Linked DNA regions of Homo sapiens: region 1 is linked to region 2. Evidence: chromatin contacts called from ENCODE Hi-C or POLR2A ChIA-PET data. All regions are on one chromosome and are shown on one strand. The core of a region is the stretch at or near the end of the contact, and the rest is flanking DNA. Distances in the headings are between cores, read along the strand shown.

The links. A loop is a pair of places that touch in the nucleus more often than their neighbours do. ChIA-PET counts read pairs that join two places held with the same protein, here RNA polymerase II (POLR2A). Pooled maps may share reads with other maps.
Region 1: a pooled map shows a loop between it and region 2 (7-fold over the local background). The contact joins the enhancer-like site here to the promoter of LAPTM4A in region 2. A Hi-C loop is called at or near these places in 1 of 50 pooled maps. POLR2A ChIA-PET finds 5 or more read pairs at or near these places in 4 of 52 experiments (A549, AG04450, MCF 10A and 1 more).

The regions. Positions count from the first base shown.
Region 1 is chr2:20,185,083-20,188,746 of GRCh38, forward strand. No RefSeq gene overlaps it. Among named protein-coding and RNA genes, the nearest start is that of SDC1, 38 kb to the right of the region's middle. RefSeq lists an enhancer at 2,327-2,945. Within about 2 kb of position 1,534, at least 12 of the 41 ENCODE cell types and tissues checked have a DNase peak (open chromatin) inside an H3K27ac peak, as active enhancers do.
Region 2 is chr2:20,049,582-20,053,034 of GRCh38, forward strand. It overlaps LAPTM4A (lysosomal protein transmembrane 4 alpha), which reads right to left and starts at 2,047. Exons shown (of 7, transcript NM_014713.5): 1 at 1,829-2,047. The coding sequence starts at 1,939. LAPTM4A-DT (LAPTM4A divergent transcript) reads left to right here and starts at 2,556. Exons shown (of 5, transcript NR_187142.1): 1 at 2,556-2,913. RefSeq lists enhancers at 1,183-1,322, 1,858-2,057.

The DNA of each region.
Region 1 (3,664 bases), core at 284-2,783, 130 kb after region 2:
TGGCCCGATCTTCTCTCTGTTCCCTGCCTGTCAGTGTCATTCCCACTGGGTTCTAAATCCCCCTAGCATGTTCACAGGTAGCTCGCTGCACCCAGAGACCCCACCAGGCAGATAAACTTCTTTGTCCCACAGACAGAATTCCTCGACCTAGTCTTGCCTTCTTCCCCCTGCTGTCGTCCTCATCCCACTTCCAGCTGTGCCTGAAGAGAATCTGAGGGTCAGACTGGAGGGCGGGGAAGGAGAGGCCGAGCTGCCCCATTCACAGCGTTCAGGACTGTCTCTGCCCCAGGTTCCCTGACTCCTGGAAGTTTCTGGAGTCCTAGACAGGTCCTCTTGGCACTTTAGGAACCAGCTCAGGGCCTGCCTCTTCCTGGAAGCCCTTCCTGTGCGTGCTGATGGTCTTGGAATCAAAGCGCAGCTGCTGAGGAAGTAACTGGGAAAAGCAAAGGCCAGAACTGCAGGGTTGAGGAGGAGGAGACAGTGAGGAGAAGCCCACAGTTCATCTCCGGGGCTCCTCCAGGTGGCTGGCGGAGCGGCTGAGTGGCCCGAGGACTTCCTTTCCCAGGAGGCTGTGCCACAGACTTGGAGCTGTGGGGTGGGGTGGCGGGTAAGAGGGCAGGCTCTCTCCTGGGCAGCACAAAGGAAGCGTCCAGGGGGCCCAAGACAGCTGTCTCACTGTGCGGTCTGAGCACCCCCAGCCCGGGCATGTGAGCAGAGCTGACTAACTCTTGCAGGAAGTGGCCTCAAGCTGGGAGGGAATGGTTGGAAGGCCGACTGGGAAGCGGGGCTCAGAGGGTGCTCCCCAGCCTGGCCCCTGACTCATGAGAGCACACTGTGCCCTTTGAGGGTGGCCTGCTTTAGCCATCTCTGCGGGTGCTGCAGGGGAACAGGGAAATGAGGAACCAGCATCTGCCCACAGCCTCCCTTCTCCCACAGAGGCAGGCTCCAGGCCTCAGCTCCCACCCTTCCACCAACTCACCTCCCCGCCTCACCTGGTTTTCCTATTTTTTTTGTTCTCCAGGCTTTTCCCATGGGAAAATCCCACCCACCATTCCAGGCCAGCCAGAAAGCCTCTCCCTGACACCTGACCAAGTGTTCCCTGCTGGCTCACAGGTAGCCAAGCCCCAGAGGTCTGATATGTGACTTCCCGGCAGGATGCTGTGATCTCCAAGGGCAGGGTCCCTGGAGGGAGCCGGGGCTGTACAATGTTGGCCCTCAGCAGGGTCTCCAGGCAGGACTGCTTCCTCAGGCCAGTCCATGGTTCCTCCACCCTGGCTCCCACTCCCCATCCCCCCTGGCCTCAGGGAGCTGACAAGGCCAGAGGCCCCTGAATTCCTGCCCGAGGGCTCACCCCTGCCCTCGGTTTCACAGACCACCTTTGTGTAGGTCACTGTTGCTGAGCTCTTTCTAGCCCAGCACAAACCTGGGGCCTGGTCTTAGTGACTGACCCACCGGAGAGCTCCCAGTAACTCCCAGTAACTTCTCTGCCAGTCATCGGCTGCTGCTCCTGTCCCTTTGAGGAACTAACGACTGTTCTGTGAGTCAGTAACTAGGGGCAGAGGGAGGGGTGACAGACTCATTGCAGATATCAGGTGATCACTGCAGATATCATGTGATCGCTGCGGCCTTGGAGCCAGAGGCGTCCCTGTTTCTGCTTCCCCAAGAGGACATTCTCCTCCCATGGGGAAGGCCCCCACTCACTATACATTTGCGGCATCTAACCTAGATGGGCTCGAGAAAGCCACTCCGCACAGCAGAAAGAGCACTGGCTGGGAGCAAGTGAGTCTGGGCTCCCCACGGCTGGCAAGAGACTCCCCTTCTCTGAACCTCAACTTCAAGGGGGTGGCCCTCAGAAACCCTAAGAATGCTCACAGTTTTGTGACCTCTTGAAGTCCATGTACATGAAGCAGCTGCGGGCTCAGCCACATCCTGAAGGATCCCATGAGGATGAGTCCTCGTTAGCATCTGTCTGCCCTGGCTCCTAGAAGAACCTGTGATGCTGTGATGAAGCTTTGAAGTCAGGCAGTCCTGGGTTCAAGTACCGGCTCTGCCTCTTACCAGTACATTTTGCACCTTTCTGAACTTGATTTCCAGATGAGGAGATCTGAGGCCCCAGGAGGGAAGGAAAGCACCCAAGATACCAGGCGGGACCCTGGGCCTGCTGGCCTGCAGCTCTGCACTCCTTCTCCAGAGGGCTTGCCCTAGAAGGAGCCAGGGTGCTGGGAAGGCTGTTCCACTTTCAAGGGCTGAAATGAAGGTGGTTGTGTCTCACAGCCTGGCTGGCAAGGCTAGTTCCTCCACCCTGGAGCATCTGTAGATACACCACAGACACAGTGAGGGGAGCAGACAGGCTGGGACCACCTGGCCCTGGAGGGAAGCCCTGGGAAGGCTGGCTAGGCTGCCTCCTGGGCTGCCTCCTGGGGCTGCAGCCGGTCCTGTGCCTTTCATCTGCAGATACCCGGCCTCCCTCCCCACATGGTGCCCAGAAGGCCTGTGGGAGCTTCCCCTGCTGAAAGCTGCTGTCAGCAGGGGGCCACACCTCCCGTAGCCCTTGAAGTGTGAATATTTCTGCTTTCATAGCACACTCACCCCAGGCCCCAGTCCCTCACATCCCTTTAAGAGATGTCCATTACCTGAAGGATGGGGAATGGAGCGGCCCATGGGTGGAGGAAGGGCAGACAGGGTGTGGAAGCAATAGTTGTGTTTGTACAAATGGAGCCCTCCCCGCCAGCCACTAGAGGACGAGCTCGAGGGTACAGGTGTGTCTGTGCAGATTGGCCACTGCACCTATGCGGTGTCTGCTTGAAGCAGTGTCCTCTTTTCTAATTTCAGTAAAAGCCATGCCCACTCACCAAGCCAGGTGCCTGTCCAGAGGGGATCTTCCCCAAGGGAGCGCTGTGTCTAACATGCACAGAGGTGCTCCCTGTGCCCCTGCCTGCCCTTTGACTGTGCCTGGGGAGAATTTGGGTGGGGAGGAGGGCTCGGAAGGTGCACAACAGGTGGGAACTGAGTTCACAAATAAGCTTCTCCCCAGAACAGAACATCCTTTTTCTAAATCCCAACCCAATTGTTTGGTGACCACTAGCACTTCCAGCCAGGAACCTGAGTCCGCTGCCAGACAGCACAGTGCCCAGGAGCCCCATGACTACCTCCAGGCCAGCCCTGAGCCATCTTGAGAAGCCAGAGAGCAATGCTGCCTGGATGAGGCAGGTCCTGCCTCTTCAGTGCCTCCCTCCAGGGAAGGGTGGGGCAGAGGTCCTGGAGCCCAGCCCCCTCCCACAGCCACCCCAACTCTCCAGGCTTCAAAGGCCCACAGGTCATTTCTGGCCCGGAGGCCAGCCCGGACCAGGCCAAGCCCCAGTGGGCTGTGAATCCACCAAGTCTCTTTTTTGGGATCTCACATGCTCCATCTGCAATATGTCTTGGGCAGGAAGGATGAAGGCTGAGTTCCACCACTCCAGTGGGTGGATCTCAGCCTCCACCCTTCCTGTATTCTTATAATCAACACCCCCCTCACTACAATCCTGTATGTGTGTATGTACTTGCACATGCACACGTACACACACACACACACACACACACGATTCTGCGGGGAAGACGTGGGAGACCGAGGACCTAGCCTAGTCGTGACTCTGATGCACTGTGACCTGGCCTGGAAGGTTCC
Region 2 (3,453 bases), core at 797-3,296:
TCTAGCTGAGCCCACAGCATCAAAAAATCTGCCTGAGAAAAACTGAAAAGAAATACAGCCAATTACATTCGGATGGTTGAAATAGAAATGGTGGTATTCTCTTCTTGAGGAGTTAGGAATCCTTTGTTCTGTGAGTGGAGGGAAGGATCTGAGAAGAAACAGGAAGACTAAGACTGCAGGAGAGAGCCAGGTCGATGGATTCTCTTAGTTAAATAGGAAAGAAAGTCATCTTCTGGGGGTGAGGAAGACGGAATTGAGTAATAGCCTTGAGGATCCTCAAGGTTTGAATTATTCATTTAGGGAAATAGAAGACAGAGCTAAGGACAAACAAAAGAAATGAGACCCAGCCCCTCAGCAAAATGGAGAAGCTATAAAAGGAAGTTAGAAACATAATGCAGCTGATGGTCATTAACTCTATGTTTAGTATTCCAAATCAGTTAAAATACAGAACGAAAGAGTCTCTGAGGGAAAATGTGATATAGTTCTGTCAATAAGGCGGTATTTCCGAATATAAAAGTACAGGAAACATGAAAATAAACTCAGCACAAGCAAACCTACACATTCGTGTTGTTTTTTAAATGTACATCAGAAACAAGACGGTAAAAAACAACAGGGCAGGTAGCAGTCATGTGGAGTCAGGTAGTCCCCCGGGGGTGGGCCATGAAACAGTATCTGCCTCATTTAAGATGATTCTCATCTGGCGTTTGTCCAAATGCTTACTAATGATTTCAAGTCAATGAGTGGGGAGAAGCAGCAAGTACAGAGAAAACAGATTGTGTCTGGGATAACTCTCTTCCTCTTTTGCAGTTAAGTATCAAAAACTGCACAGTATCACCAACGTCACCCACACAACCACATTCGCGAAGTCATTAAAGTGGCCAAGTCGACCATGTAGGAAGTTTGTCACGGCTTCGGCAAAATCATAATAACCTAAAACTACCTAAACTGAATCCCATATTTGGAAGTCATAGACAAGTTAGGTTTAATGTGCATGGATACTATAAATGGTGAATTACAAAAGAAAAAATCACAAACTTATTACTAGTGAATCACCAGGCAACAACAGTGTCAACTTGGTTAGGACAGAATCACACAGATCTTGGAACCCAGGAGATACCGGGGTAGGTGGCCAGGATGGAGAGGGCTCTCAATAAAGGTCTCTGTAAAAACAGCCGGTCGGCTACGAAAAGCACCTACTGCGCAGGGAGGAGGCTGCACCAGGACAAAAGCTGGTCAGGCGTCAACTCAGGCAAAAGCTATCGCCCCCAAGCGATTCTGGAGATGCAAGAGAGGCATGAAACAAAACAAAGTCCAAGAAACGCGGACAACCGGGTTACCGCTGGATCTTTCGCTTTCCCAACGGGAAGACCAATGTCGAAACTAGACTGCGTTTACCAAGGTCCGCTCCTAATTATTTCATTAGAGGAAAAAATTCCAGGGAGCACTGGATAGGAGGAAGGGAGATGCTGCCTTTCAGATCGTAGAAATACAACAAGAACCAAAACAGAGGAATTCCCACCAAATCCTACCACCCTCGTCCCTTCGCCTGCAAAGCCTCTGCTCTCCCAAGCCCGCTTCTCTCCTCAAATTCTTGCCAAAGAACAATCTCCCCATGCTTACCACCGCCCCCCGCTCCCCCGACTCCGATTCCTGAACAAGGTTACTTTCCCAAAGTCCTTGGACTTCATCCAGAGTTGGCGCGCCTTAAAAAGCAGCGCCCCTCCAAGTCCCCGCCCCACCCAACACCCCGTTTCCAGTCTCACCCCCTCCGCACCAGGCCCCGCTCCCCAGGCCCCCCGGACATACGCGCCACGCCTGCCCGCCTTACCATGTACCAGGTCCCCAGGATGATCGTCCCGGTGCGGACATGGCAACAGCCGCAGCACCGGGTGCTGTAGAACCGGTCACTGCGGTTCCGCTTGAAACTCATGGACACCATCGTAACAGGCGGGCCTCCTTCTTGGCCGGGCCCCTGACAAACGTTCTCCACCCGCAGCCAAACTCAAACGGCTGTTTCACGGCCTCCAAAACCCAACGACGCGTCTTCAAACCCGCCCCCGGCTCGTGCCCCTGCCAGCTTCTTCGCGCCTGCGCACTGAGCGCAGCGACTTCGGCTTACCCACCCCTCTTCCTCCACACAGGCCAATGGGGAGCGGAAGGCTGGATGGACCGGACTTCTGATTGGAAGAACTTGGGGATTGACAAGACCTCACGCCCAATTAGAAGTGCAACTCGCCTCAGCGAGTCTCCGCCTGTTACGCGAAGGCAAGGGCTGGTTCTCGGGCCTAGGATAGTTGGGGATAGGTATGTCCCCGTAGTGCACTATTCCCGAGATGAGACCCGCAAGAAAAGAGGCATTTAATGGAAAAAGGGAGACACGAGACAGCGCGGATGGCAGAAAGCGGGCACAAGGGGCTTTTCTGAGCAATGTGTGCCACGTACTGGATGGGAAGCGTCACAGGCTGATAACGTGACCTTTGCGCGCAGCTCAATTATTGCGCGGGCTGGGGGCGGGGCCTGCGGGGAAGGGACAGAGCCAAGCCCAGCCTTGAGCCATCCTCGCCCCTGTGGCGGAAATGGGAGGGTGCCTGGAGGAGTGGAGGGATTGGATTTACACCCTCTTTTCCCTCCGAAGCCTCCTTGGTGGGGGCGAAGAAAGACCATCCAACCCTGCCAAAGGCAAAAGGATTAAGGATAAATGAAAGCAAGATAATGTAGAAGAACTACTTAGCTGCTGGGTTTTTGGAGATGAGTGATTTTTTTTTGTAGGGAGAAATTATGAAACACATTGAAATGGACAAAAAATTACTGAATGTCTTCAATGAAAAAACAGCCATAGTTTGGCACACCGTCCCGGGCATTCTGTTGCTAGAGGGGCTGTCCGCTTTTCTTTGTGGTGCTCTGCACAACTCGGTAAGACCCCTCGTATTGTTATCTTACCCTTCCTTGGGAAAAGCCATTTTGCATCGATTTGTAAATTCATTCCCCAGTCCTGATTCAACAATATAGATGGGTGCTTTAAATTCTGCTTAGAGCTGGTTCTAACAGCTTACTGGTCCCCGGGTTAATGAGTAAATAAATTTTTTACACGTGTTCATTTTGTATTTCTGTGAGACCTGTGACTTCACCGTTAAAAAATGTATTTATCATTTAATGCTTTGGTAAACACACTTCTTTTCAGAGAATAGAAAGGGCTTCCCTTCTGCCAGGGCATATTCTTAGCCAGAGACCACACTGAATTCAGAGTAAAGGTTATTTCTTTGGCATGGCTTCTTTGAACACTGCCTGAAATTATGTATGTATTTGTTGATTATCTCCCCAATAAAATACAAATTTTAGGAGAGCAGAGACTATTCACCACTGAAGGAGTTGTCCATGGAGCTTATTTTCAAACCATCTGGGAAGCAGTAGTTAAGCCCGCCCACGCTAAAGGATGGGGTGTGGCTGGCTAAC